Regions from separate parts of the Homo sapiens genome. Here region 1 is linked to region 2. A link is an interaction called in ENCODE POLR2A ChIA-PET data of the cell type or tissue named here. Cell type or tissue: PC-3. All regions are shown on one strand. Each heading gives the region's core, and the rest is flanking DNA. Links, peaks and the distances in the headings are about the cores only. Region 1 overlaps LOC105378305 (a long non-coding RNA gene). Region 2 overlaps LOC105378305 (a long non-coding RNA gene).

Region 1 (16,054 bases), core at 4,941-9,940, 69 kb after region 2:
TATTCATTAGCATGAATCTCCAATCTTTATGTTTCTCTCCTGTCTCAGTGCATTCTCATTTTGTGTCTTTGTAGTACAGCTCTGTTCTTCATGAATGTTGTATTATTTTTTATTGTTGCTGTAATAAATTTCCAAAAATTCTGTAGCTTAAAACATCACAAATGTATTATCTTACAGTCCTGGAGGCTACAAGTTGACTTATGCCTCACTGTGTTAACATCAAGGTGTTGGCAGGACTGCTCTCCTCCTGGAGGCCCAACAGGATAATCTGAATCCAGCTTCCAGAGCCTGCCTGCATTTTTAAGCTCGTGGCCCCTTCTAGCTTCAAATCCAGAAATGGCTGATTGAGTCTTCCTCACGTTGCAGCACTCTGACTATTCTGCCTCACCCTTCCACATTCAAGGACCTTTTGATTACACTGGGTTCACACAGACTATCCAAAATAATCTCTCTATTTTCACATTAGCTATTTAGCATCAATTTATTCCATCTGCTCCCTAATTTACCTTTGCCTTGAAAGGTAACATATTCACAGATTCTGAAGGTTAAGGCATGATCACTGGGAGGTGGAGTGGGGAATTATTCTGCCTAGCACAGATAATATGACCATTTTCTCTTCCTTTATAAACTATAATTTTTTGGTTATTTTTCAATGCCCAGTTCACCTCTTCTATGAAGCTTTCTCAGATAGCAGTTAACCACAGTGGTTTCTCTTTCCTCTGAAGTTTTATAAACAGTACCATGCTTATACACTGACAAGAGTGGCTCCTGTTTTGGTCTTGTTCATTAAAAAGCCCCACTTTGGCCCGGCCCGGTGACTCACGCCTGTAATCCCAGCACTTTGGGATGCCAAGGAAGGTGGATCATGTGGTCAGGAGATCAAGACCATCCTGGCCAACATGGTGAAACCCTGTCTCTACTAAAAATACAAAAATTAGCTAGGTGTGGTGGCGGGCACCTGTAGTCCCAGCTACTCAGAAGGCTGAGGCAGGAGAATCGCTTGAACCAGGGAGTCGGAGGTTGCAGTGCGCCGAGATCGCACCACTACACTCCAGCCTGGGTGACAGAGAGAGACTCTGTCTCAAAAAAAAAGAAAGCCATGCTTTGGCACTGAGATGATCTTGGGCCTCCTCAAAAGCAGAGTTGACTTGGTAGAGGGACCTCCATTTTCCTCTTACCCAGGACCATCATAAATGGTAAACTTACCCATAACATTCTTTATTGTGAAATAACTAATTCTAATATAGATTTTGTGTGGACATAATGAGAGTATTTTTTTGTTTTTATTTTTTAATATTATGGGATGTTTTTCTCATCTCTACTGGGAAGTAGTTAGACATAGTTCTCCAAGGATCGACATATGGGTTTTGTTTTTTTTTTTTTTTTTGAGATGGCGTCTCACTCGGTTACCTAGGCTGGAGTGCGATGGTGACATCTTGGCTCACTGCAACCTCCACCTCCTGGGTTCAATTGATTCTCCTGCTTCAGCCTCCCGAGTAGCTGGGATTATAGGTACACGCCACCACGCCTGGCTAATTTTTGTATTTTTAGTTGAGACGGAGTTCCACCATGTTGGCCGGGATGGTCTTGAACTCCTGACCTCAAGTGATCTGCCTACCTCGGCCTCCCAAAGTGCTGGGATTACAGTTGTGAGCCACCATACCCAGCCCAGATTCAGTATGTTCTGTGGACAAAAAATTTTAGAAACTTTGGGTAACATTCTATGACTCTGACCCTCCTAGAATAAGCCTTGAATATTTGAGTCACTGGTTATGAATGTGTCAAATCCTAAGTGCATTTATCCTGTTGAAATAATAGGGATAAGAGTAAATATTTTTATACAAAGGTGTTCATTGTTACATTATCTCCCAAGTCAGAATAATATAAATGTATAAATAAGGGATAGTTAAATTCCAAAAGAGGAATAACAATATTATGCAGCCATTAGAAAGTATATTCTTGGCCGAGCGCAGTGGTTCACACCTGTAATCCCAGCACTTTGGGAAGCCGAGGCGGGCGGATCACTTGAGGTCAGCAGTTCAAGACCAGCCTGGACAACAATGGTGAAACCCCGTCTGTACTAAACATAAAAAAATTAGCCGGGCGTGGTGGTGCACACTTATAGTCCCAACTACTTGGAAGGCAGAGGCACCGGAATCGCTTGAACCCAGGAGGTGGAGGTTACAGTGAGCCCAGATCGTAGCACTGCATTCCAGCCTGGGTGACAGAGTGAGACTAGATCTCTAAATAAATAAATAAATAAATAAATAAATAAATAGTATATTCTTAAAGATTATGTAACAATGCAGGAAATAGTTATTTATAAATATATTTATATTCTTTAAAGAAAAAGCATGACATAAAGCTATATAAAATAATTTCAAATCAAAAAAGAAAGTTTATATTTAAAAATAGAACTGGAAAGAAGTAAATTAAAGTAGTGAAAGGGGTTATACCAAGGGTGGGATTGTAAGAGATTTTAAAATATTTTTATACCTTTTCTTATTTTTCATATCAGTTCTAAATTAAACATATTTTTAGCTTTTGATAAATTATCTTAATTTATAACATATATGATCAAAATACACAATATGATTTTAAATTTGTAACAAAATTTGTTGCCTCCAGAAAACATTAAGTTCAAGAAATATTTACTAGACATTTCCTAAGCACAGCATGCCGCACTACACGATAATATATAAGACACTGTCCCTGTCCTTAAGGAGCTCATCCTTAATAAGAAATTATACAAATAAATAACTAATCACAATATTGAGTAATGATGGTAATATAGGTGGTATGTACATATACAGTACTCTCTCAGAGGGGGAAACAGTAATTCTTTTTAGGCTGTGGCCAGGGAAGGCTTCATAGGGGAGGTGACATTTGAGAAGAATTTTTTTAAATAAATGAGATTTTGCTAGTTTCTAATGAATAGAAATGTATTCTATAACTGTAATTGATTTATATAACACAACATTGAATGTGAAATATAGAATTCTTCCATGAGATAGAAGAGCATAATTCTATTTTATGTCCTGGAACTTCTGGATTTCTTGTTGTGGTCATTGTCTCTCTGTCAGCTGGAACACTGTAATAATAGTATATTTAGCACTTCATTATGTTACATTTCAAAAGGCAAGAATGCACTAGCATATTTTAGCCCAAATTATCCTGAAATCCAGCTTAGTACATTTATGTTTGAGTAGATTCATTGACAGGTCCAACAAATGAATTTAATTTTTTGTGCAAATTTTGAATAAGGGAGACCTTAGGATCTTCATATTGCTCTGGTTAGTAGCTCTACAAATACTTGGAAAAAACCCCAGAGGATTTTAAGTAAAATAATGATTTTAAAATATCAGATTGATTGCATTAGTACTACTAGCAATCCTACTACATTTCTCAGGTCACCCACTCTCTCTTTCCCTTTCTCTTTCTTAATTGGGAAATATTTAAACATCCCCATCTCCCCTTAGATCTCAGACACCTCTTTGTTATTCTCTTTCTAGGTTGATGACCTTACACTCACCACCTCATTTACACATTCGTCTGAATCTGTACCCATATACTCTGCCATCCTTCATAGTACCATGGATGAACAGTCCATTTTTCAATATAACCTCAAGCCTGCCTGGGCAGGTCACAGCCCTTCCCTCTTCCTGAAGTATATTACTCTAGTATTATCCATTGTTTCTCTGCATCTTCAATTTTTCTACGTTAATATTAACCATCAGTCTCAACAGTTTCAATACTTTCTCTCATCTTAGAAAAGCAAAAACCCTCTTCTGGTCTCACATTCTACTCCAGCTGTCACCCACATGTTTTCTTTCTTCAAAAGTAAAACCCCTCAAATGAGTTGCGTGTGCTCACTCTCTCTCTAACAGCTCTTCTCCCATCCTCACATGGAAGCACCCCAGCTGAGCTTTTCATCTCCACTACTTCGCTGAAACAGCTCTTGTCAACACCACCATTGTCATCCATGTTGTTTATGTGAAAACTTAATTTTCATTACTCATCATACTCCATCTATCAGCAGCTGATGAACACCTTCCCAGTGACCCACTTTCTTCATTTGGCTTCCAGATTGCCACTCTCTGCTGATTTTCATCTTACTTTATGGCTGCTCCTTCACAGCTTTTTGCTGATATCTTATTTTATCATGACCTTTAAAGTTCAGTTTCCCCAGGGCCAGTTCTTGGACAATTTCTCTTCTCAAGTCACACTCATTCCTCTGGGGAGCTCGTAAATTTCACAGCTTTACATAACATCAATATGTTGATGGTACACAAATTTATATATTCAGTCTACACGTATTTCTTGAACTCAAGTCTCTTACTATCAGCCTAGTAACCCTGAAGTTTCTTTAAAAATGCAGATCAGCTAATGCCCTTTCTCTGCTAAAAATTCACCCATGGATTCCCCGTCTCTCACAATAAAAGCCAAACACCTCTCAATGGCCTCTAAAGCCTCATCTAAGCTGGTTCTCCCATTGCCTCTGTCTTGTTTTCTTCCACTCTTCCTATCCATTCAGCCATCCTGATCTTCCTTATGTTCTTTAAACTTGGCAGGTGTTCTCCAGGCTTAGGGCATTTGAACTTACTGTTCCTCCAGATATCTTTGACTCAAACTCCAGCTATTTAAGGTCTTTAAATTTTCTCTTCTGAGTAAGGCTTCATCTTCTTCATCATATAACTCTCACTGCTTCATCATATGTCCCTTTTCCTGTTTTGCTTTTCTTCACAGTACTTATCATTGTCTTACATGGTGTATATTTTAACTATATATTTATTATCTATCTCCCTTCACTACATAAAGTCCATGAGAGGAGGAATTTGTGTCTGTTTTGCTGTTTGCTGCTGTACTTCCAGCATATAGCACTTGGCAAATAATGCATGTTCGATATATTGCTGGTTCACAAAGTGTGGTACCCAGAAACTTCAGAATAACCTGGAAGCTTTTAAGAAATGTGTTAGAAATGTCAATTCTTGGGCTCTGCCACAGTCCTACTAAATTTGAAACTCTGGGGATGGGCACCCACAGTCTGTTTTGACAAGCTCTCCAGGTGATTCTTATTTCTGCTGTCTGAGAATCACTGTGATGAATATTTGTTAAATGAGAGAAGAAGTGAGAAAATTTTTATTCTTGTTACCCTTTTGACAAATATAGTAATCATGACAATGTTGGGGTTAAGGTGTCATATAAATAATAAGTAAAATTACTTTGTAGAATTTTTCTGATAAGATTCATAATCTAATAAAAAAGTTCCAGTTTGTCATTTAGAAAATGAAAAATATACATTATGCTAAGACATGAATCCAAATCTATTGAAAAGTAGTAGATTTAGATAACCATAATTGATTCTATAGAATTAATTTATGGTTTTAATTCTATTTTAGTGGAAACTTCTGTTAAAAATTGTTCCAAGAACTCTGTCCTATGATTTAAAAATTTAACAAAGCTGTTATGAATCAGTTTACTTCTCTTGGTCTTTCCCTATTCTTAGACTCTCAACTTTAATTTCATTAACTCAAATTGCTCTATGTCCTCTAAATCCAATCACATCACATGTATACATCTACCTCACATTTGATGCCTGGGATACACTCTGTCCTGTTAATGAGATAAGGCTGATAGTGTATAGTCTTCCCTTTGAATCCACAGGGGATCAATTTCAGAACCCCTTGCAAATACCAAAATCGTGAAATGCTCAAGTCTCATAAAATAAGGCATAATATTTGCATATAACTTACTCATATTCTACTGTACACTTTAAATAATCTTTAGGTTACTTAAAATACATAATACCATATAAATATTATGTAAATAGTTGTTGTACTGTATTGCTTTTTTATTTGTATTATTTTATTGTTGTATTATTTCAAAAAATTGGTTGAGTCTGCAGATGCAGAACCCATGCAGATACAGAACACTGATTCTATTTTAGGTTGTGAAATATGACGTATTTTGTGATTATGAAGCAAGCTAATAACTCCCTCCCTTAGTGTCTATGAATGAAGTTACTATGATTGTTTCTAAGATAAACAAGTATCTGTTAGCTCAAGACAAACCCAGTTTATGCTTGATGTTGCAATGTAAAATAGCATCCATCATCATTGAAAGGGTCCTGGTTTTATGATAAATTGTATGACCATCCTATGTATATGTAATACACAATATAGTTACATATACACATATATATAATAATAATATTATGTATTAATATATATACTACCCTTAGTCTACATTTTTAAATAATGTATAAAGAATATTAAATAATATTGTATATTAAAAATTTGCTAAAAGAATAGATTTTAGGTGCTATTAACACATGCTCACACATATAAACCATAATACGTGACTGTGTTAGGTAATGGATATGTTAATATGCTTAACTATAGTAATCATTTCACTAGCTATATGTATATCAAAACATATTGTATGCCTTAAGTATATACAATAAAAATCATTCCTATAAAATTTACAATAATGATAAAGGGTGAAAAAAGAATATGAAAAACCAAGGTTCTAATTATCTCTAATATTCACTAGAAATATTAACTTTGAAAAAAGTTATTCAAAAAATCCAGATATACATCCTTTTAATACTATAGTGAGAAAGAAAAAATTTTAAGATTATGTTAATAAAGATGAATACTATATGACCTTATGTATTTTCCTAAGAATTTTCACTTACTAATTTTATATTTTGTTTATATTAGATTTCATTAAAGTATCTTCCAGTTTGAATAATGTATGTCAGTATAAATTTTCATAGTTCCCATATATCTCAATCAGGATTTTATGATATTACTACAACAGAAAAATGAAATTACAAATAAATTATTTTGACTGAATTATTTTCCTTCATTGAGCCAGGTAATCCTACCAATCCTACTATTTATTTGACATTATGAAGATTTAATCTCAGACCTCAGGACTTTAAAAAGGGTCAATAGCTGTGTGCAGTAATTATCATTAGGTGTGATTAAAATTTCTGGATTTAATAAACTGGTTTTCCACAGGAATTTTTGACTTGCATCATGTTTTTGGGCCAAACTAAAATGTATTGAAATATAGGATGAAACAAAGTAAATAAGATAAATTAATTTATCATCCTAAGTAAATACATGAATAAGTTTGTATACTTTTCCTTTAAAAATTCAGATCTTACATGAAAATTATACATTACTACAAACCAGATTTTGCCAACACATGGCTATTTCTTTACAATAATTTTTAAGGTCTTCTGGCTTTTTAAAATTTCATTTCCTTTTGAATATGAATTTGTTGAAAACTTGAAGTTTATTAATGGAGTCCTGTGTTCTAGACTTTGCTATCATGTATTGTTTTAATTTTAAAAATACGTGTTAGTTGCCAGGAATGTCGTATATGTAAGATAATCTATATTGAGATTTTTAACAATTACTTTGATTATCTGATCAATAGTATAGTTCATTCAGACTACACAATCTTTGTACAAAGATGTTGGTTTACTTGATTCATTCTCTTAATTGTTTTGACTCTGCATTTAGTCTATATAATCAGCCTGTTTCTGGCAGTCTATTCATTACAGTTGTGCTGGCATCCACTCTGACTGCCATACCCAGAACAACTGTGTGGCATTCCGCATGTATAACAAAAACAGCTGGAGTAAACACACTGACCTTCTCTTGACACCCCATGTAGGCGGTTTGTATACATAATCATGGCCACAGCCTGCTTGGCTTGTTCAAGGTCATATAACAAGTGTGGGTTTAGTTACAACTTGGAGCCCTTCAGTTTCTAGCCTGGGGTTGATCTTAAAAAAGCCAGTCCAAACTACTATTTTTTCCTTCATAAATGCTGTAAAAATAGTCTTAGTTTAATAAAGTACATACTTTTTATGAAAAAAAAGTTATACTAGTCTAAGGGTACTCCCTTTAATGAGTTGCTTTACAATTGGGATGTACATACTTTTAAGAGCTATTTTATTTTATTCTAGGCCAGAAGGCCCATCATGTTGGTGCATCTTCATTGACTATCAATTTTACTCCATTAGTTGGTGGAAAATAAGAAAAAACAAAAATAATATTTGAATAGTATGTAAAATCCATACACAGTTTTAAAAATATGAGCCTTCAAAAACATTAAATTTTGAGTGTCTGGTTTTAGGCTAAACAATCAGACACTTCAGGAGCAGAAGCTTCTTCTATTCTAGGTACCAATTATGGGTATTTTGGTGGAAAAGTTTGAGACTAGAAAATCTCAATGTCAGAGATTTTTTCCATCTTATTTAGCAAGTTATATACTTCTGCATGTTACATGTATTCTCTCAGAGAAAAGGTAGCCCTAAATAAAAATTGTTTTCTGTCTGTATTGAAACAAATCTCAACTGTCTTCTAATCTATTAAAAATAGCCTCTTTCAGTAATTAAAAAAGACGTATTTTATAATAAAATAGTTTTTAGTAAATAAAATATATGTATTTTATATTAAAATAGGCTTTTTCAGTAAATAAAAAAATATATATATAATTATATATGTGTATATAGCTTAATGACTAGCTATACTGTGTGGCTGTTTAGTTCAGTATTTTTAAAGCAGGAAACCAAAACAAGCAAACAAAGCTTATAGTCACATAGTTTTTTTTTTTTTTTTTAACTTCCAGAGGCTATGTCATATACTTATATAAAAGGATTCTGAACAAAGTAAATGCTCAGTAGCCTTTTGCAAATGGATACATTGTGGAATACAGGCTTGAGACCTGACTATTAAATCTTACAGACTGAATTAATTAAAGGCCCCTGAGTGGTATACTCTGGAATAGATTCAGTTTTTAAAAAGTAAAGCAGAATTTTGAGGGCTTCAGGTACAATTTTCATAATTGCCCTGGGTCTCAAGGCTGGTCTATTAGTTGGACCAGTCCAAGTTCACTTTATTTACTGGGGAATTTATTGATGTGTTTGTGAGAAATATACATTTCACTGTCATTTCTCAAAATACACAGGGGATTTTTTCCTTGAGCCTATAATACCAATAGATACAGATTTTTGAAACACTACTGCACCATTCCTCTAATGTATATTAGAGTGAGCTTCAGACATACTTGCATTTGTTTTCTGAGTAAAACTATTGGAATATAATATCCTCTCCCCAAACTACCCCCTGGCCCCCAAATAAACCAAATCTTCAGATAAAATTGGTAGCACTGAAATTGAGGATATCTAAAAACAGCAACCTGTAACCTTGGGAATTTTGAGTGATATAAATACAATGACTGAAAGCATTTTTTAACCACAGAATTTTTGCCTTTTATACTTAGACAGTTGCAAGGTTGTTGAGTTGCTCTCTTTGTGGTCCATACCAAAATGCTTATGTTTGGGAACTACACAATTCACATTTTATGACTTTTTTTTTTCCTTTTTCTCAAATGAATCACTATTTGTAACTAACTTGTAATTTCTGATTCAATTCCCAGCCAAACAGGCAAACACACTTTCTGAATAGTGATAGAAATTCTATACCTGTTTATTTACTATCTGTTTGTCAATGAGTCAGAAACCGACAATTTTTTATACATACCTTCTGGATTGATTTAGCATTCTGAAAAAATTTCCTGTCTGTCTTTCAAATGTAAGAAAACTGACTTCAGTATTTTCAGTCTTTCCCGTCTGATACAGAAACGATATTGTGTATTTCACAGAGAAAATAATGCCTTTTCTATCACATTAAATCTTTCTGACTTATCACAAAAACCTGGTTTTGGTTACATCATCCCTCAAACTTGCCTGTTTCTGGGGAAACATGCCTATTCTAATTAGCAGTAAATCAAAAGTTCTTTCTTTCTGATAGAACAAGACTGTGAAATAAATTGTGATTTGGTGCGCTGTATCAGCAAGCATCAGTGATTAGGAAGACGGGCTGACAAGGCCATTAAGACTGCCCCAAGGAAACTCCACCCATTTAAAGAGAGACTGGGGGTGGGGGACTCCATTTTCTGTGGTTTTACGGCTGATCACTGTTTCCTCATATGAAATTCACCATAATTGACAACCAGACTGGTAATACACAGGATGCGTTAGTCTAAATATTTGAAGGTGCTTTTTTTTTTTTTTTTGTAATCTAATGAAGCAGGACTTTTGGAATTGAATCAACAGGAACATGAGGTCATAGTTACAAGCAACAACTGAAAACATAAAAATAAATGGGAAAAGGCTATGCTCCTCTGGAGAAAAGAGGAATTTGATGTGGATTATTCTGTTAAATGCACACTTAGATTTAGCAAAAAGCTGTACAAATAATTAGCCTGAGTTACCTGGCTTGTCTGGCTATAGTTGCCAAAGTCATAAGTTGAACAATTCTCCAATTTACTTTATTTGTGTGGATAGCCCCCACATTATAATAGATCTTGAAAATAATTTTTTTGTGTGTGCAGCTCATCTAGGTAAACTCTGGTTAGTTATAAATCTAAATTAATTTTAAAATTATGAACAATAGTGATAATACATCAAGGACATAGAGGACAATATTGATAAATATAGAAACCACTAGTCTTTAGTAATTAAGAAGTGATTTGCAAGAAATCAGAGAACACATATTGTGTGTCTCATTGGACTCAGTGAACATATTAAGAATAAATGAGTGGACATCTGAGAAATATTTGGTAGACTAGTTGAAGTCTTTGCTCTCCTTCTTTCTCTTTCATCTCTTTATCAAACTCTAAGTACTTTCTGCTATGGACTATATGCACTCTCCTCTATAGTTTTCAGCACTGGTACATGTAAATTTAAACTGAAGTCATTAAAAATACTTTAGTCCAGGGCCTTAAAACAGCTAATACAAAGGCAGGGTGTGGTGGCTCACGCCTGTAATCCCAGAACTTTGGGAGGCCGAGGCGGGCAGATCACGAGGTCAGGAGATCAAGACCATCCTGGCTAACACGGTGAAACCCCGTCTCTACTAAAAAAATACAAAAAAATTAGCCGGGCGTGGTGGTGGGCACCTGTAGTCCCAGCTACTCAGGAGGCTGAGGCAGGAGAATGGCATGAACCCGGGAGGTGGAGCTTGCAGTGAGCTGAGATCACGCCACTGCACTCCAGCCTGGGTGACAGAGCGAGACTCCATCTCAAAGAAAAAAGAAAAAAAAAAATGGTTAATATTGCAAGAACCTTGTATTTCTTCACCATTGCCCTAGCCCCTGGAGCAGTGTGTAGCAGGACGTTGCAGAAACATCATAAACTCATTCATTTTAACAAAAATTTAGTAAAGACCTGCTATGTTCCAGGTACTGTTCTAGGCAATAGAGATAAAGCAATAAACAAAACAGATAAAATGTATGAATGAATCAATAGGTATATTACTAGAGTATTCAGTGGACAGGTTTGAGATAAACTCAATTCTTTCAGGGAATTTTCTTTTTTAATGTCTGAATTTTCACAACTACAAGCAAATGAATGCACATAAATGTATTCAGAACTTGTAGGTCTGCGGCATCACCTGCTAAAAGGAATACAAGGCCTGATAAAATAGAATCTAGATCCTATTATTGTTTCTAACGATATTGGTAGTGATGAGATATTAGACAAGGCATGGAATATGTCGTTATAAGGAAAACAGCACCTGGAGGCAAATGGTTTCAAACACGGCACTTCAAATTTACTCATCCCCTCTGTTACTTAGTTTTCTTGGGAATACAATGTTAAGTAATAATCACTGTTTCATTAGATTGGACTGAAGATTAAATAAGGCCAAAAATGAAAATTGAGTGAAGTTTTAAAAAGCACGTAATGCTTTTTTTTTTTTTTTTTTTTTGATACAGGGTCTCACTCTATTGCCCAGGCTGGAGTGCAGTGGCATGATCTTGGCTCACTGCAACCTCCTCCTCCCAAGTTCAAACGATTCTCCCACCTCAGCCTCCTGAGTAGCCGAGAGTACAGGTGCAGGCCACCACTCCTGGCTAATTTTTGTATTTTTAGTAGAGATAGGGTTTCACCACGTTGGCCAGGCTGGTCACGAACTCCTGGCCTCAAGTGATCCACCTGCATCAGCCTCCCAAAGAGTAGGGATTACAGGCGTCAGCCACCACGCAATGCATTTTAATTAATAGATATGGTTACATTAATTTTCCTTCTATTTCTCCTCAGCTTTGATTCCCTCATCTGTGAAACAATGAAGGTAGACTAGCATTTCTGCCACCTTTCTCACAGCCCACATTTTCAAAATATTCTAGGCCTATAAGCCTTGCTGATTATACTGGGATCCCTGACAAGGAACACTTACTGCATTTTAAATAAATATATATTCCAGAGAAACGTAATGACTTGTTGCAGTTTTCTTGGCTTTTATTTTCAGACCATAGAAATGATTCAGAACAATGATGTGATAATAGTCTGTGGTTTGCTACTCATAGTTCTGAGGTACATTTTTCTCAATCTGCTGCTTTAGTGGATACCATGCTTTTGTTTTTGCTTTTGTTTTTCTCTAAGCATATGAAATGCTCAAGCCTATTTTTCAGAAACCTTATTTATTTTTTTGAATGGATAGTTTCAGCTCATGGAATTTGTTAGTCCACCCCTCATTACATTGCTTCTGACTTTGAATGATGGAGGAAATAGCTTTGGGTGGGTAGCCAGCCAGTCTGACTAGGCCATTGGGCACAGGCTCCCTGGTCACTGGGATCACTAACGCCTAATGCTTCTCTAATTATAGACATGTCTCATTCCTGGCTATTTAACGGCCTCACCGCAGGGAGTGACTCCACATCCTGACTGGAAGCCTACCTTCATTAGCTTAAACTGTACATCATAACCCTCTAGTTTTGCAATAACCCAAGGGACCCTCCCTCCCAGGATGGTGGCACTGTGACAATGCTGGTATTTTAACATGGAGGCAGATGATAAGATTTATGACTTCCAGCTTTAAAATGAAAAAGGTAAAACTCTATATGATATTTTCAAAAGAAGTCGTCTATGCCGATAATGGAGAAGATGCAGGGAGTTTGTTCTGCCCATTTTCTTCTTAAAAGTGTCCTTTCCTTCCTAAGTTAAGCAAGGCCTATAGTAAGACTCTCAGTGCTACTGAAGTTGAATAAGAATGGAGACTTTAAAAACAAACGAGCCTGTAAAGAGACTTAATAACTGATTCAAGGTGTAATACCTACAAGTGAAAGAATTATCACTTAAATTAGAACGTTGATGTCCTTATTCATGCTTTGCTTTTCATAATACAATCATGGGTTGCCGCTTAAGGATGAGGATACATTCTGAGAAATGTGTTGTTAGGTGATGTTGTGCAAATGACATAGAGTATACTTACACAAACCTAGATGGTATAGCCTACTACACAGGTAGGCGATATGGTATAGCCTATTGCTTCTAGGCTAAAAACTGTATAGCATGTTACTATACTGAATGCTGCAGGCAATTGTAATACAATGCCTTGTATTTGTGTATTTAAATATAAATCAGAAAAGGTACAGTAAAATATGGTATTACGATCTTCTGGGACCACTGCTGTATGTGTAGTCTGTCACTGATTAAAATGCATTATGCAACTCATGACTATACTAATAATAATCCTTTACACCACCTTTTATGGAAAACCCTTCATATACTAAGCCCTGTGCTAAGCACTGTAGATATTTGTTATCTTCCTAGATATTCTCCCAAGCACTGCAAGGTAGGTTGTCTCCATTTGTACAGAAAAAAACTAAGGTTCAGACAACTTTAGTAAGTGGCCAAAGTCACACAACCTATGACAAGTCTGAGATTTGAACTCTGCTTTACTTCATTCTCAACCCTATGCTCTTACTCCCATTCCACGCTGCTTCCTTGAGGCTTTGTTGCTGATGATAACATAATGTCTAAGACATTTAAGAGGGCAGAGTTCTTGCCTCTGTGCTTTTGGTAATTTTGAGTCTTAAACTTCTATTACACTAATAATATAATTTTCATAACAATAATAACAGTAAGTGGTGCCTATTGAACATTTATTATGGGTCATGTACATAATACTCTTAATCTTTAAAATAATTCCTATATTTTTATCTTCAGGTGAAGATCTTGGGGCTTAGAAAGGTTACATAGATGGCATGCTGTTACACCTAGGTAATGGAGCTCACTTTCATTAATTACATTGTCTCTCATAGTAGCTCTTAATCGAATGCATTATGTTGATATGTATTTTGTGTTGTCTTCCTGGTCACACAGTGAGATTCTTAAGAGCAGGGACCACAAACCTGTATAGTTTCCTTATTGCTTAAAACTGTGTCTGGTCCATAATAAGCATTCAATAGATAGCTGTGGAATGATGACCAGTTTTACTTATGTTTGAGTCAGTCATTAACTTTTTCAATTGAACAGATCTCACATAATGGAGAAAACTGTCAGAACGTTTAGAAGCTGACGCATGAGAAATGAGTGCATGACTAAGTCATATATTATAAAATTATTGCTTTATACATTCTTCTAGTTACCATAAAACCTTTTTATTTAGCAGCTAAATCTTTCATTACTGGTTCACACTGACCACAGTGTTTTGAGAAATATTTAATACTGTAAATGGAAGTAGCAAACCAGAAAGAAATGATAATTTTATGACATATCAACAAAAAAGAAGAAAGACAATTCTCTATTCAAAACAGGGCACCTTTAAAGACTAATAGTTCTGTGAAAAGAAGGAAGATATTTTCTGTGTATTTTCCTCACCTTACTTCTAAATAATTCATACATTGTTATTTAACATGCTATAAGTGAATATTGAAGGAATAAATGAAAGAATAAAAAATTAGAGTTGCCTAATGGCATTTAATCTGACTAAAGTTAATTTTGGCTCACTCAGAATAATAACCTGTTCTGCAACTCTCAAAGCTAAAAAGGAAATTTAGGGACCCCCTAAAAGAAAAAAATATCCTCATTTAACTGGTATTTAAATGAAATGTAGAGACTTTAATTTTGCACAGCTAATTAGACCTAGAATTAGAAATCAGTTTTGGAGGCTCATTGCTAGGCATCTTGTCCACAGCAAAATAAAACTATTTATTTTTTCATAGAATTCGTAATTTTATTATATTTTCATACGTATATGTTTTAGTATTTCTTCAAAAATCTACAAAGCAATTGTATACTACCTCCAAGTCCTCATGCTGGTCCAGGCCACCATTGTCTCTAGCTAGGATTACTGCAGGAGATCCTGACAGATCTCCCTGCTTCTGGTCTTGCCAGAGTGAGTCTTTTAAACTGTAATTGCGATTATGTTGGTTCTCTGCCTCTGAACCCTGTAATGATTCTCTTTTGTCTCAGAGTAGGAGCCAATGTCCTTTCAATGGTCTGTGGGGCCCTACATGTCCCAGTGCCCATTCCTCCCTGGTTTCTTCTTCTTCTTCTTCTCCTTCTCCTTCTCCTTCTCCTTCTTCTTCTTCCTTCTATTTTTTTAGATAAAGTTTTGCTCTTGTTGCCCAGGCTGGAGTGAAATGGTGCGATCTTGGCTCACTGCAGTCTCCACCTCCCAGATTGAAGCAATTCTCCTGCCTCAGCCTCCCCAGTAACTGGGATTACAGGTGCCTGCTGCCACACCCAGCTAATTTTTACATTTTTAGTAGAGATGGAGTTTCACCACATTGGCCAGGCTGGTCTTGAACTCCTGGCCTCAGGTGACCCACCTGCCTTGGCTTCCCAAAGTGTAGGGATTACAGACCACCATGCTGGCCTCTGGTCTCATCTTCTTCTCTTCCTCTAGCCCGTTTCAGATAATCTATGCTGCCCGTTTCCTGTGACGCCTATGTGTCTGGATGTTCTTGTCTGGTATAAAGACTCGGCTGTTGCTGTGCCCTCTAATTGAAACACTGAACTCCCATAAACTGCTTGCTAACTTATATATCATTCAAGTTTTTGCTCAGATTTTTACCACTTCAGTGAAGTCTACCATAAACACTTTTATTTAATATTGTAATCTGTCTCTCAACTTCTGTCCCCTACTGCCCTGCACTCTCAAATCCTCTTACACTTCTCTTTTAATTTTTTTCATATCACTGTCACCTTCTATTCTATCATTATTTTGTTTGTTTATTTATTTAT
Region 2 (16,054 bases), core at 6,372-11,371:
AGGTTATGTAACAAGAAGCACACTTAAGGAAGTCTTGACCAGTTCCTGTGTTTAGGATCATTTCCATTGTGACTGGGAACCTTCAGAATGGGAAACTTGTTGAAATTTCAGATCTTCATCATGGCTCAGCTTATGGAAAAACCTATCTGGTGTAGTATTAATAAAACTAGAATGATATAACCTTTCCGGCAATTTCATGTCTGTCACCGAACATATTTTACTGAAAATCTGATGAAATCAGTCACAGTTTTTTAAGAAGCAGTATCTGTAAATTAGACTATATCTTATACAACAGTGAAAATTGAGCTACAAGTAGAGTTAGTAAACTTTATTGTTTTCTACCACAGCAATGTCCACAAGCAAGCTAAATTCAATGATCTCTTACTAAACTTTGCCATATTATGGTGGTTTTGTATTATATCAATCTTCTTCATTAAGTAATGATGGGCAGTTACTACCTATGATTACACTTTTTGCTCTCAGAAGGAAAATGAGGCACGTATATATATTCTATTGAAAGATTTTTAAAAGAAAAAATAAACATAGAAGGTGATATGTGTAATAAAAAACAAAAATGCTAAAATATGAGGTGTTTGGACAGTTTGATTCTAATAAAACAGAACCTTCAAAACTGAATATAGTTTATTTTTCTTACTGAATTAAAGGTGTACTAATACTTATGATATTTTCACCATTTGATTCATAGGGACTAGCTAATGACAGTAAAAATATCTGTATATCACACACTCACAAATACAGAAATGTGTGTTACAGTCTCTACCTTGAAAAATTATGTTTTTAGGTTTATGCATTTTAAAATTGTTTATTCATAATATGACTTATCAATAATAAATAATTATAGTTATACTTTGTAAATATATAGGGTCATTGTTGATCAGATGATGAGAAACACTTCCTGGAAGAAAGCAGTAGGTAGGGAAAAAAAAGAAGAGGCTGAAGATATTTTGAAAATTAGATTTCTTTATTTCGACTTATGGTTCCTGAAGACACGCAACTGCACTGGTTTTGGAGGGCAGAATCAGGGTTAATTTATGAAAACTGAAGGAAAGCCTAGCAAACAGAAAAGTTCAAATGAAAGTTGTGGCATTCAAAAAGAAAGCAAAGTACCTAAGAAAACATGATCTAGCTAATTTTAATGTAGTAGAGACCCTACGTATAGAAATACACATTAAAGGCTATCTATATATGCTTTCCTGATACTCCAATAGTATGTTTCTTTCATGTCTGAGGTACATAATAAATACTTTTGAATGAATGAACACAGCAGAATTATAGGCACTAAGTAAGATACCAAGTAACTAGGACACTGGTAATCAGGGTGAATTCTTAATAACTTGTGACAAAAATCCAAAAGCATGGTCCTCTACAACCCTGAATAATTTATCCCAAATTTCATCTACCTTAAAGTTCTTCTCAACATAATGACTTCCATAAAGTTCTGGGATTTGTGCTTTACAAATATCCCTTGTCCTACAGCATCTATCGATTTGTATATTCCTGAATAGCTATAGTGATCTCTTCTTTTGTCCCTGATATTTGATTATCAGGTTACCTCCATAAATAGAGCATGTCTACATAGTACCACAAACTCAATCATGTTGTAACTAAAGTGCTTGCTTAGCCATCAAACAGCTACGGAACTGACAATTACACGAGGAACAATCAGTTTAATTTGGTCCTTTCTAAAACCTGCAGATTCTTCAGTAATTTGTATATAACCATCTTATCTGATCAGTGTTATAAAATATATTGTACAATCATTCACAGTTTTTAAAACCCAGCACTTCATAAATTTCCTATACCTGTTATGTCAAATATAAAAATTATAAATTTGCACCAAAAGCTTCATGGCTTAAAGTGGTATAGAAAATTAATTTTTATTAGTGGAAAAATTGCTTTAAGTAGGTGAGAAGTATTTTCCTGTGAATTGAGGTAATAACCAATTGGAGAAGTTTTAATTTCATTTTACTTGAGCATACTTACCCTAACAAACCTGGTTAAATTGCCCAGGGAGTTATAAAGAAATAATAGGATTAAAAAAAAATTAAAACCCGTAAGAATGAAACATTCTGTTTCCTAAAGTGGGTGTTATCTAATCTCATTCAGTAAAAGAAAAAAGAAAGTTTGACTCTTTCTCAGTAAGGAATCACATAAAACTTAGAAAATATCATTTGAAGCTACGTTCTAACTCTCTACAAGAACACTTGAGAAAGCTTAATGAAAGCTTTAGATTTCAAGGCATAAATATAGACTGAAATGGTTACCAAGGTATATTTATTAGATTTATTATTTCCTTTAAAGAACTCATGTAGCTGTCTAAGATTTATCAAACTGATGGATACCAAGAAAATAATCTATGGTCTTAATTGCCAAGTTCCCAAACCATAAAGAATGATACTGGGATCAGAGGGTAAAAGCCACTCCTTTGATCACAGAGTACAAACATTATAGAATCTTTGCTACCACACAAATACATCTATATGAGGACATTTATTCACATAATGCACAATTGCATTGTTTTGAGTTTCTTCAGAAAATTAAAAGCCCATGTTAATATGTAACTATAGTAATATTGATAAGTACTCTCTGCTTTAAAAAAAATCAGCAGGACGAAACAGATGATCTCTCAGCTATCTCCTTCAGGAAGTTCCACAATTCTATGAAAATTTTAAACCTGGGGAAGAAATTATGTTTTTGTTTTAGCTTAGAAAAATCTTGTATTTTTTGAAATTGATAGCCATAGCTTCACCTGTGAACCATGACTCTGAAATCCATATCTAAAGCCCAAGTTTCTGTCTTTGGAGAAACAGATACATGGATCAGACGAGCCACTGAACATCTCTACTTGGGAGTCCCAAAAAAACCTCAAACTAAAGATCTCTAAAACAGAAGGTATTGCCATCTGTAACCCTACTCAGATTTTGTTTTATTTATTCTTATAGATGATGCTGCTCCTTAGTAACCCAGGGCAAGGACTTTTGGAGCTGTCCTAAATGGCTCTTTACCATCCACTTTCAATGTCTGCAAAAGTTATATAACAAAACAATAATGATTGTTTTAGTGATTGGATGTTCTTCTCATAGTGATTGAAGTTCTTCTTTTGTGCCTTGAAGCTATCAATAAAGCAAGGCATTACAGCAAATCCATCCATTTTTTTCAGGTAAGACCCTCAGTTTTCCCCCAGATTCAAGACAGATTATGTTGATGCTCTTTATCAGCCAGAGGTACAAGATGGAACTGGGAGAAGAAGGGGTGGGTGTCATTTTTGGAGACATGCAGAATGTCTTAGTTTGGGCTACTATAACAAAATGCTATAGACTAGGTGGCTCATAAACAACAGAACTTTCTTTCTCACAGCTCTGAAGGCTGGAAGTCAGACTGAAGGTGCCAGAATAGTATGGTTCTGATGAAGGCTTTCTTTCTGGATTGTAGACAGCAACTTCTCAATGTGTTCTCAGTTTTAAAGGTTCTGATGTTTTGTTACAGCAACACTGTCCAATACAGTTGCTACTGTATTTAGCATATGGAATGTGGCTAGCCCAAATTTAGCATATGGAATGTGGCTAGCTCAAATTGATGGTAAGTATAAAATGCACACCAAGTTTCAAAGATTTATTATGGAAAAAGAAATATAAAACATATTTTTAAAATATTGATTACATATTGAAATGATAATATTTCAGACATATAGGGCTAGATAAGATAAATTACATCTTTTTTTTAATGTGGCTACTGGAAAATTAAAAATTACATTTATGGTTCACATTTTATTTATGTTGGCTTGCCCTCTTTTAGAGTATTCATTTTTTTGGCACACAAAAGTCTGAGTTAATTTAAGACACTTTATTGTCAAAAATGATTGGAGGGAACTAATGTATACCAAATTATAAGACATGGGAAGATGGTCTTCTGGTGGAATTATGAATAACTACATGTCAGTGTTTTTATAAATGTAGCGGATAACATATTCATATGTAAAACAAACAGTTTAGTATTCCTATATTCTTACCTTGTTTCTCTTCATGTAATTTAAACAGCAGCTGAGACATACACTTAACCTCAGAGAAGTGATTACCCAGAGAATCAACAGAACAAAGACTAAATATTTATTTCTTGGGACATGACAAAAGATTTGGGAGGATACCCTATGCATTAAGAGTGAATATGTTTTACCTTTAAAACTAGATAGATAAAGCTAAATAAAGCTTTATCAACCGAGGGATAGTTGAAAAGAAGAGAGAAGAAGAGTAAGAGAGTTTAGATAGCAGCCTGTCACTGAAAGAAAGGGATCTATGTGCTGCATTTCACATAGATCAGCAACCTGGAAGTGGGAAGGGAGAAATAAACAAATTCATACATTGAGGATCTGAGTCTTATGCAAGCAAGGTAGCAACATCTCAGAGTTCTGACTTCAACCCAAATTGTGCTCATGCTGTAGGTTACACATTAAGAGGTGATTTCTGTGGGAACATGGCTTTATTTAGCCCCAGTGTATTTCCAGAGGCCCTAGAACATGGCGTAGAGCATCTGCATGTTTTCCATGCCCTGAAGAAGAACAAAGAAATAATTGAAAGAGATCTGACCAAGGGAAGGCCTAGGAACAAGGGTGAGTGATGTCAAAATAGCAACTAGTGTGAACAGGGAGCCAAGAACAAGTTGGGGTTATGTACATTTCAGTGGAGCATGGAGTAAAAAAGGCCAGATCCTACCCTTCTGACTGCTATGATCTGAATGCTTGTGTTAAAATTCACATGTTGAATCTTAATCCCCAATGCAACAATATTAAGAGGTGGGGCCTTAAAGAAGTGATGAGGTCATGAAGGTGGAGCCCTCATGAATGGGATGAGTGCCCTTATAAAAGAAGCTCACAAGAGATAGCCCCTTTCATCATGTGAGGACCCAGCAAAAAGGTCCCAACTATGAGAAAGTGGCCCTCATCAGACACTAAATCTGTTGACGCCTTGATCTGGGACGTCACAGCCTCCAGAACTATGAGAAATAAACTTCTGTTGCTTATGAGCTACCCAGTTTATGGTATTTTGTTATAACTGCCTGAAACTAACTAGCACAGACTCTAAGAGCTGATTGTTATTTCAAGAGCTCCTGAAATATACATGCAACTAGGGGAGAAAATGAAGGAAGGGAAACTCTGAAACACAAATTAGGTTGTTTGAGAAATATAAAAAAAGGTTATAGTTTAATTTAATTTCATAAGCTCATATCTTCTACCTTATCAAAGAAGTAGAGAGGAACATGAGGCAGTTTAAAATTCTGAAAGATTTGGGGAAGCTTTTATTTAGTTTATTTTGTGAACATTTATAAGTAAGAAAAAGAGATTTCAAAATCAGTTCAGTTAGTCTCTAATTTAATAAGGGCCAATCCTAGCAAGATATTTAGCAGCCTCTCTTTGTCTATCTCTTTGAATCACCATTTCATCCTTTGTACCAGTGTCTACTTTCTTTGAGCACATTCGATGTACAATGTTGTTTTTTCCTTTCGTAATCTCAAGTTTTTACTATTAAAATTTCCAAATAAACAGAAAAATTCAAACACAAGTACAAAGAACATGGTATACATGTCATGTAGATTGAAAAATTAACATACTGCTATATTTATTTTATATATTTCTCTGTATAAGTACACATATTTTTTCTGAAATATTTGAGAATTAATTGCAGTCATGATGCTTTCACACTTAAATTCTTGAAAATAAGGACATTCTGTTATATAACTATAATACTATTAACAAGATAACAAATTAAAAATCCCTTGCTATTATCTAATATTGAATCCATATTCAAATTTTGCCACTTATGCCAAGGATGTGTTTTCTAGATCCTTTTTATCCCCAAATAATTCAATTTAGGTTCATACATTGTGTGAGATGTTGCATCTCTTTGGGATCTTTTAGAGAATAGTTTTCTCTACACACACATCTCTATCATGATACTCACTTTTTGAAAAGTCCAGACCAATTTTCTCATAAAATGTTTCATATTCTGAATTTGTTTTATTGCTTCCTCATTGCATAGTTTAACATGTTGCCCAATCTCTTGTATTTCCCATAAATGAAGCTGTAGATATAAAGGCTTGCTTAGATTCGGAATTAACATTTGTGACAAGAACACATCATAGGTGGTATTTTATTCCTTGTATTTTAAGTGTTTCATATTGCATTGCATCAGGACTGACACAACTTCAGGTTTTACCACCATTTTATCCTTTGGTTAAGGTAGTTACCAAGTGGGGATCTCTCCACTTTACAGACACATTTTCAGCTTTACAATGAGTAAGTCATCTATGAGATTATTTTAGACACCATCTAACTCCATTCCTTCTTCTTCTACTGCTTTGGTTTCTAACCAGTTACTTATCTTGAGGAAGATATTTCTTCTTCCTAAAGCTTCCTTTTTGTTCTATTCATTCACTAAGAAAAAATACAATGTTGTTGTAATGATTCAGTGAAGTAATGCATGTAAAATAGTTTTATAAATCGCAAATGTTGTAAATGTTAAGAATATTTATGTTTATAGTGGGAAGAATAGGAAGCAAAAGCACTTTTATCATCATTGTTGTAGTTTGAGTGTGTTCATTCCCCATAAGAAGGAAACATGCATTTGACTACATGGTTTACTGAGGCATACGTAATAGTTTGCTAGGACTGATATAACCAAATATCGCAGACTGGGTGACTTAAACAATATAAATTTATTTGCTCAGAGTACTGGAGGCAAGTCCAAGATCAAGGTGTTGGGCAAGGTTGGTTTCTTCTTCTGATGCCTCTCTCCTTGGCTTGCAACCAGCCGCCTTCCCACTGTGCCCTCACATGATCTTTCCTCTGTGTGTGCAATCCTGGTGTCTCTTTGAATTTTCTAATCTTTTCTTATAAAGACACCAGTCAGATTGGATTACGGCCCACCCTAAGGGCCCCATTTTAATTCAAAAACCTCATTAAGGACCTTAATTTCAAATAGTCACATTCTGAGGTTCTGGGGCTTAGTACTTCAACATATGAATCTAGGGAGACACAATTCAGGCCATAACAGCACACATTATGTACATTATGTATCACATTATGTACATTAAGTGGACTTAAGTTGTAATATATATTTATAATTCTGTTTCATCAAAGAAATAGTCAACATTTTCATAATGCTAGTCAATACGCAGTACCAAATCATGCCCTCCTTTGTCAAAGCCTTCCAATTCTTTCCGATCTTGCTCAAAAAATACAAGCAAAGTCCTTTTTATGCCCCACAGGGTTCTCAGTCTGGTCTCTTAGCCCGTCTTGTCTCTAGATTTATTTCCTGTTATTCTATCTATCACTTGATCTCTCCACTTCAGTACCCTGAGACACTGTGCCAGATTTCCCTCCTAAGTGTTTATGCACTTGTTCTCCCTCTGCCTGCAATACTTTTCTCCCAATTTCTTTCCTTCCCTCAAGTCTTGTCCACTCAAATATGACCTTTTCATGAGAACTTCCCTGCCCACTAATTCATAGTCTGCCACCCTGACTTTCCTTACTTTTTTTTTTCTCTGTAGCATAGACAAAGACTAATATACCTTAAATTGCATTTACTGATCTTGTTTGTTATTTGTGTTCCCATAAGTATACATACTAGATTTTGTTCTGCTTTATTGACTGATATATCACCTACATTGAGAACAGTGCCTGGCAAATTGCAGAAGCACAATAAACATTTGGAATGAAATGAATGAAATAACATTGAGGCTCAATTTGAATTCATCTTTCAAATCCTCTTATTCTTACTATGAGGAAAGGCAATACAGTGCAGTCTTCAAGAGCACAGGCCTTGGAGGTGGAAAGAATTAGGCAAGAATGCTGGCTACACTGCCTGCCAGTGGTTGTTGTTGGCCAAAAGTTTTTCCCATCTGAGCCTCAGGCTACTCAATGAAATTGAATGTAATTATCTTAAAGGATAATGAGGTTAAATGGGTTAAATAGTTAGCATAGTGATCAATATGTTTTAATGCTAAACCCAAGTCTGGACTGAGAGTGTTAAAATTGGTTAACCAGGTCTGCTTTGGGAAGGATGGAAGTGGTGGCTGTCTTAAATGCCATATGATGACCAGATTCAAATACTCTGTTTTTATTATCCTCAGGTCAAATTATGTCCTGCCCATCCGCCCCCACTCCCACCCCCAGACTTTCATTGCATGGAGATCTTTGAAATCAGTAAAAGAAAATTGTGACAACTTAGGTAGCTTATTTGGTTTCAAAGCTGAAATATGAGTAAAAAAAATCAAGTAAGATTCTTTTCATTATCTTTAATATCTTACCTATTTTTGGTCGTATATTAATTTCACCATCCATTTTTGCCATGCACTTTCACAAGTTTCCTAGAGAATTGTGACTTGGAAGGTATCCTTAAATTATTTAATCTATATTCTCAATTTTTACAAATGACAGAGGTGAAGCCCAGACTGAGGCTTTCTCAAAGACCCACATAGGTTTTGGAAGACCAGGGACAGATCTGAGATATAGAAGAAAGCAAACACATTATGATACAGAAGTTCTGGAAGGTAGGTGTTTTTCAGTGAGAAAACTGCAGGTTGGATGAGATGATATAACACGGCCACAAGGTCACATAACAGAAGGCTCTCTGCCAGAAAGCTCAGTTTTTTCCATTATACTACTTCGTGTCTTCTTTTTACTAATGAAGAATTCCAATCCCAGTAATGCTGATCTGTGGGATCCTGCTGAGAAGGTGCCTTGTGGCTTAATGGTCTCCTGGTAACAGCCAGTATGGACTAAATGGTGCTCTGTGAAGATTCCTCATGATTTAAATTGACTTGCGTTTGTGAGGCCACATTTGAATTTATAACCTAACAAACTGCCACAGTCTGTTTTGAAAGAACACAATTCACACATGATTCACCCTCTCCTCACAATGCCTACAAAATAATCATTCTTTTAAGGCTTTTATATTTCCTGAGACGAGTTTTCTTCCTCTTGCTTTTTCCTGAACAAGGAAGTACTTATAATCTCACCTCTTAAATTACATTTTAAGGCCTCACAAACCATAGCAAAGGAAGGGACAGAGTCAGCACTAATTTCATAAACTATCTGTAAGGGAATTAATTACAACCTGACTTATTTTTCTTTTAGAAAGAAGTTATAAAGGAATCCCATAAATTTTGAAGGAGGAATAAATTCTTTCTCAGGAGGGGTGAGAGCTGTAGTAAAATGTTAAAATAGCACAAATTAAAGTTGACTGGAATCTCCTGTAAAATGAAGCCAAGCCAAAGGGTAGTAAATATCACTGAAGTTAAAATCAGTATCTTTCCATCAATAAAATTGATTAAAGTATTACATCTAAATATATACTCTATGAGGCATACTGATTCAAGATACACAAAAATTATATATGTCAAGCAGCAGTATTTTGCATTGAATTGAATATGTTTTCTCAAACTTTTAAAAAGAGGAAGTATTTTTTCTGAATAAGCTAATACAGCTTGGAAAAAACATAAATTAAGCTGTTATCTCAAAAGTCGGATCACCTTACTTGCGACAATATGAAATAGAAAATATAAGTATTTCTTAATATTTGTCCTATCAGTATATAAATAAATACAGTGTCATCTCTATGTTTGTCATTTTTTTCTCTCAACTTCTCAATGTTATCTCTTCCTTCCACATGATCACTAGATAGGAATTCAAACTGACTTTGACTTTGAGAAAAATTATCATCTTTGTATCTCCATTGCCAAGAATTGTACCACGCTTACAGCATATTTACTCAAATATATTTCTTAATTGAAAATCTTTAGAAAACTGAATCTGCAAAAGTGATATTTACAATGCCTTCTTAAATAAAATTATTGATTTAAGGTCAGTTGTTTGTCATTATTTAGGGCACTCTCCCCTCTGTGTTATGTAAGTAACTCAGATTCAATTAAATCTTCATGAATGTAATGAACTAATCTTCAATATAATATAAATATCAGAAGTGTTCTTTTGAATCATTGACCTAAAAATGAACCTTATCTTTGCCACTAATTAGCATATTACTTGACTTCTCTGCATTTCAGTTTTCCCATCTATAAAACAGGACAGGTTGGGCATGGTGTTGCATGCCTGTAATCCCAGCACTTTGGGAGGCCGAGGTGGAAGCAGGTGGATCACTTGAGATCAGGAGTTTGAGACCAGCCTGGGGAACATGGTGAAACCCCATCTCTACAAAAAAATGCAAAAATTAGCCATGCGTGGTGGCACACACCTGTAGTCCCAGCTACTTGGGAGGCTCAAGTGGGAGAATCACTTGAGCCTGGGAGGTTGAGGCTACAATGAGCCACAATCATGCCACTGCACTCTAGTCTGGTGACAGAGTGAGGCCCTGTCTCAAAAAAAAAAGTGGGGACAATATTTGTACTCATCCTTATAAAAATGTTGAAAAGATTATATAAGTTAATTCATTGGACACATTTGGAGCAATAATAGACTTTTTTAAAGCAATTAAAGGTTTATTGCAATAATGGTTATGAATATTATTTTTATTTAATAATATTTTGATTTTGGATAAGTTCATCATATCTTTGGACTTCAGCTATATCATGTATTAAAATATAGTGATTGGGTTAAGTTATCATTAATATCCTTTCTAACTCTAAAAGTTAATAGTTATATGACTCTAAAGAAAGTTACTCATGACCTGAAGGATTTATTACATAAATTCTATTCAGATATCTGTACAGTATTCCCCCTCCCCCCACTATTAAAAATAAACCTTTATAGGAATGTTCTACAATAGTTGAAAGTGCACCAGAGAATTTGGGGAGGGATGCACTCAGCTTTTAGTTTTGATCCCTACAATAGCTATTTTGTCATTTTGTCAAGTTACATATATATGACCTATAATTCTCTATTACAAGTGCATTATAAGAAGTAAAGGCCAATCTATCACTTAATATCTATTTTTTTATACTTTAAGTTCTAGAGTACATGTGCACAACGTGCAGGTTTGTTATATAGGTATACATGTGCCATGTTGGTTTGCTGCACCCATCAACTCGTCATTTACATTAGGTATTTCTCCTAATGCTCTCCCTCCCCCAACCACCACTCCCCAACAGGCCCTGGTGTGTGATGTTGCCCTCCCTCTGTCCATGTGTTCTCATTGTTCAACTCCCACTTATGAGTGAGAACGTGCAGTGTTTGGTTTTCTGTCCTTGTAACTGTTTGCTGAGAATGATGGTTTCCAGCTTCATCCATGTCTCTGCAAAGGACATGTTACAAGAGGATTTAATATCTATTAAAAAGTGAGCAATATAATTTAATAGATTTCACAGACTACCCACGAGATTCCAAGAATACTTGTTTTCTACAAACTTCCACAGTATATACTCTAGCAATTGGGTGCCACGGCCAGTACTTCGAATGTTACCAATCAGTCTTAAAATACAAGATGTAATGCTGATTATAAACTATACCATGTTCCCCCAGAAAAACTTCTTTTAAAGTTACCATAAAGAGAAAAAAAGAGGTGTTCCAGAGCGTTTTTCAGCACTTGGTAGACAAAAACACAAGACACAAATTATGTAACCTACAGCAAGTTTTTGGCTAAGTTTGTAACATTGGGTAACCTCTAATTTGCATGTGCTTTCTTTGGATTTTTTAAAAGTATATCCAACTTGGTCTGGTTTTGGAACATCAGCTTTGGAAATCAAACAGTTCTTTTGAAATTCTGACAAGTTCCACCAATGGATTCTGAAGGGTTGGAGCTACACTTTCACACCTCCCTTTGTTTTTCAAACAAATGTCCTTCTGAAAACTAGGGATTTATGATGAGTGATCTCAATGTCTTCTTCCTCTGCCTCATTTGATCCAACATCTAAAAGTACTAAGTGATGTGGTTAGCCATGAGGGTGGATTGGCATCCATAAAAATATTTCATACCCTGAAGTAGGCAAAGTCAATGACTGTGGTTTAGAACTCTCAGTGAAATATGATTTGGCAACATTGTTATTCTGAAATGTTTAATGTTGTTTAACTTGCTTTTTGGTTAATTTTTTATATTCACGTTATGTCTTTCTGTCCTGCAATGGCTTAAATAAACATAAATCTTTTTATTTTATTTGAGACTGCCAAGGTTTGAACACTAAATAGTTTGTTGGTAAACTTTTAAAACTTATAAAATTCTTTTGTATATTCTCTTTTGGAGAAATCCATCAAAAAAAGTGTTTTCTTCTGAATATAAAGTAAAACTACACTCATTTATGTTTAGATAGACACAAAGAAAAACTGGATATTTCATGTTGAGATGGATTTTTTCCTTTCTAAATAATTTCTAAATTTATATTAAAGATTTTATAACTACATTGGCAAATACACAAAATTCAATATCCTCCTGTTTCCTATACTACCCATTTTTTAGAACAATAATTAAATATTTAAAGAAATGAAGAAAACCTGTATTTGTTATTGATGAAATAGTCTATTATAACTTTTTGTAGAATCATATAATGACCTCAATCATGTTACCTTATCCAGCTAAACACATATCTTTTTCTAAAGGCTAAAAGTATTTCTGAGGATAGGCATTATCAGACTAATTTTCCCAGATCTGTGCGTTGTTATTTTAAAACCTAAAAATACTTTGGATATATTGCCAATAGTCTTCATAGCATTTTATTCAAGTATATTCTTGACTAAAATTTTATAAAATTTGGTGTTTATCCATCTTAATAGAGCAGTACAAAATTAGTTTAATTTATACAAAAGTACTAGCTTGGAAATGGACAAAATATTTTATAAATATATTCTACACACAACTCTCCTTTTTTAACTTTTATTTTAGGTTTGGAGGTGCACGTGAAGGTTTGTTACATAGGTAAACTCATGTCACAGGGGTTTGTTGATAACTATTAGGTACTGGGCTTAATACCTGGGTGATGTAATAACCTCTACAACACCCTCCACCTTCAACTAGACCTCAGTGTCTCTTGTTTCCTTCTTTGTGTTCATAAGTTCTCATCATTTAGCTCCCACTTAGGAGTGAGAACATGTGGTATTTAGTTTTCTGTTCATGTATTAGTCTGCTGAGGATAACATCCTCTATTCCTGCAAAAGACATGATCTTGTTCTTTTTCATGGCTGTATAGTATTCCATGGTGTATGTGTACCACATTTTCTTTATTCAATTTGTCATTAATGGGCATTTAGGTTGAATCCATGTCTTAATTATTGTGAATACTGCTACAATGAACATTGTTTTCCCATCCAAATGGTTTCATAGGACTTCTTCTTTCTGAGAGATTGTAGTGCACTGTGATTCCATCCCAGAGTCCCTGAATAGTTCATCACACCCTAGACATCCCCTGCTTCAATCTCTCTGAACAAAACTAACCTGTCCGAGATCCCATTATTTTAGGGTTTCATCCTGCCAAAGTACTTATGGGTGATTGTGTTACACTCATAAATAACACATGCATCTTTTCAGATTTCTAAAGTCAATGCCTTCATTTAGAAGTGGACATAAGTTTCAGATCCTTTTCATGTCAGTTGGTAAGAGAGTTTTGAGCAGGTAAGCTGTTTATTATTTTTAGAATTGCATTCTGTTATTAAACCACTTGCCATTTGTTGTGCATTGATCTACTCTGGAAAGAACAGACATAAATACAGTACTGAGGGTAGGATGGTTTTCCAGAACTACTTGGCTACACTATCCAGGTAATGGATGTCTGAATAACAGGAGACACCCCTCACATGGACTTTGGACTTGGCCCATGTTTACACAAGAGTTTCTCTGTTTCAGGAAGGAAAAGAATGATGTATACATAGCTGGTACTTCAATGAAAAACCAGCCTGTCTAGCCAGTCATTTAGTGAAGTATGCTGTTGAAGCAGTGGGGAGACTTCCAGGCAGCTACTGGTCTAACCTTCTGTAAGCAGTGAATCAACTTTTGGCCAGGCAGTGCCAAAACGGCCAGAAGGTACTGGGTGCTATCTCTTTCACAGACTCTGATTTGTACACAAAATTAAAAGATATATGCAGAGGTTATTTCAATCTTTTTAAGATTTTGAGAGAATAAGGGTATGTATATATTTTTAAGAAAAATTGAACTTGAAAAGAGAGTGAGACATTAGGAACAAAGAAAGCCCTGCAAAGATAGCACAAACAGACTTCGTTATTTTAGATCTCACATTCTGTTTTAGGTTCCACCGCCATGACGATCCATATGTCCCTATAAATACTCAGCATCAGCCGGGCACTATGGGCTCATGCCTGTAATCCCAACACTTTGGGATGCTGAGGTGGGTGGATCACCTGAGGTCAGGAGTTCGAGACTAGCCTGACCAACATGGTGAAACCCCATCTGTACTAAAAATATAAATATTAGCTGAGCATGGTGGCAGATGCCTGTAATCCCAGCCACTCAGTAGGCTGAGGCAGGAGAATCACTTGAACCTGGGAGGTGGAGGTTGCAGTGAGCTGAGATTGCACCATTGCACTCCAGCCTGGACGACAAGAGCGAGACTCCATTTCAAAAGAAAAAAAAAAAGAAAAACAAACAAAAAAAAAACCCTCAGCATCCCATTTTTTCTATATCTCTCTTCCTTACACCTCAGAACATCTTTTCCTTTTATTTTTAAGGCCAGTGTTCTAAAATAGCTAAATATTATTCTCTTGAAATATTCTTCATCTTAGCAAGCTGATTGTTAAGGTAACCTCACAGTTATCCAGATATAAACAAGCAAAATCATTAGGAATGATTTTAGATCAATGATCTTGAGTCTCTAGTTCAAATACATTGGGACTGCCTTAGGAAGGAAAGGGACAGATTTCCCCTTTCTAAAGAGTCCCTAAATTTATATTTTATAACTACATTGGCAAATACACAAAATTTAACTCCCTCCATTTTCCATCTTCATTTTTTGCCATCCCATATCCCATTACTCACCGCACTAACCATCCTTCCTTATCAAATAAGTTTCTTTAGTTTCTCTAGATAAATTACCTTCTAGATTTGTTCTCATTCCCCTTCGTACCAGTTTCTACTTTCTTCAGTTAAAGTCTATCCCAAAGGCCATAAAAGCTTTCTTGATGATCACGGCTCTCAAAAGCCTTTCTATTTCCAAATATCTATGCTTTTATAATCCAGCCCACGCAGGTCAGCCTTTGCCAATGGATTGCTTTGTAATAAGATAACAGCTACCTAGTTGTGAGCTTTCTTTGTTGAAGGTGCTGTCTATGTGCTACACAAAACTATTTCATCCTCCCTGCAATCATACGAAGCAGACATTTTTGAGAAAATAAGGGGCAGAAACTGGAATCCTCCAGAGCAGTTAGGGACAGACTCACGTGCTTGGCCCTCATACTCTCTTGTCACAATCCTCATCCTCTGTTGATATTATATCATCCATAGCACCCAGCAGAAAATTGAAAACTGTGTGTGTGTATTAATAAAAAATAGTGGCTGACTTGATATCAACATTGCATTTGGATATGCAGATTTTTATGTTCTTTCACAATGACCCTGACATCTGAAAAGAAATTTTTTTAAAAAGTAACCATCAAAATTATACTGCAATTCTCCACATCATCACATTTACATGATATCTTAGAGTTCCCAGAATAGCCAAAATGGTTGATATTTGAATTTCCAGGCATTTCTACTTTTAGCCTATATTGCAGATACCATTTTTACATTAATTTTGAACTCCTTCTTTTATCTTTAGCAAGAATTCAAAAGGGTGAGGATGAGGGACAAAAACAGAAATGATGAGAAGATAATTGCATGCTCAACCACACTAGAACAATTGCTCCAAAACCTGATATAGTGAAAAGGATGTCATGAATCATGAGGTAAAAAACAGCTTCAGAGTTAAGTGGCTAACCACAAAAACTGCATGTAAACCAATTAGCCCATGAGAGAGACACAGAGTCCACAAATGCACAGCATGCATTTTTTTTAAACCACTTACCTAGGAAGGAGAGATAGTAATTGCAAAAATGAGATTATGAAAGTGCTTACTCTGTGACTGTATCAAGAGATGCTGGCAAGGTGCT

The links. ChIA-PET counts read pairs that join two places held together with the same protein. Peaks named below come from ENCODE experiments on the same cell type or tissue, not always from the same donor. Only the 100,000 strongest peaks of a DNase experiment are listed, where the experiment ranks them.
Region 1: POLR2A ChIA-PET joins it to region 2 with 9 read pairs; 2 of 35 experiments call an interaction of 5 or more read pairs at or near these places.

The regions. Positions count from the first base shown.
Region 1 is chr10:52,694,169-52,710,222 of GRCh38, forward strand. All of the region lies in intron 1 of LOC105378305 (a long non-coding RNA gene), which reads right to left. Among named protein-coding and RNA genes, the nearest start is that of MBL2, 71 kb to the right of the region's middle. In PC-3, for the core only: no CTCF peak of the experiment used is centred there; a DNase peak (open chromatin) is centred at 9,473; H3K4me3 peaks cover 1,032 bases; H3K27ac peaks cover 1,331 bases.
Region 2 is chr10:52,623,949-52,640,002 of GRCh38, forward strand. All of the region lies in intron 1 of LOC105378305 (a long non-coding RNA gene), which reads right to left. Among named protein-coding and RNA genes, the nearest start is that of MBL2, 140 kb to the right of the region's middle. In PC-3, for the core only: no CTCF peak of the experiment used is centred there; a DNase peak (open chromatin) is centred at 8,913; H3K27ac peaks cover 1,438 bases.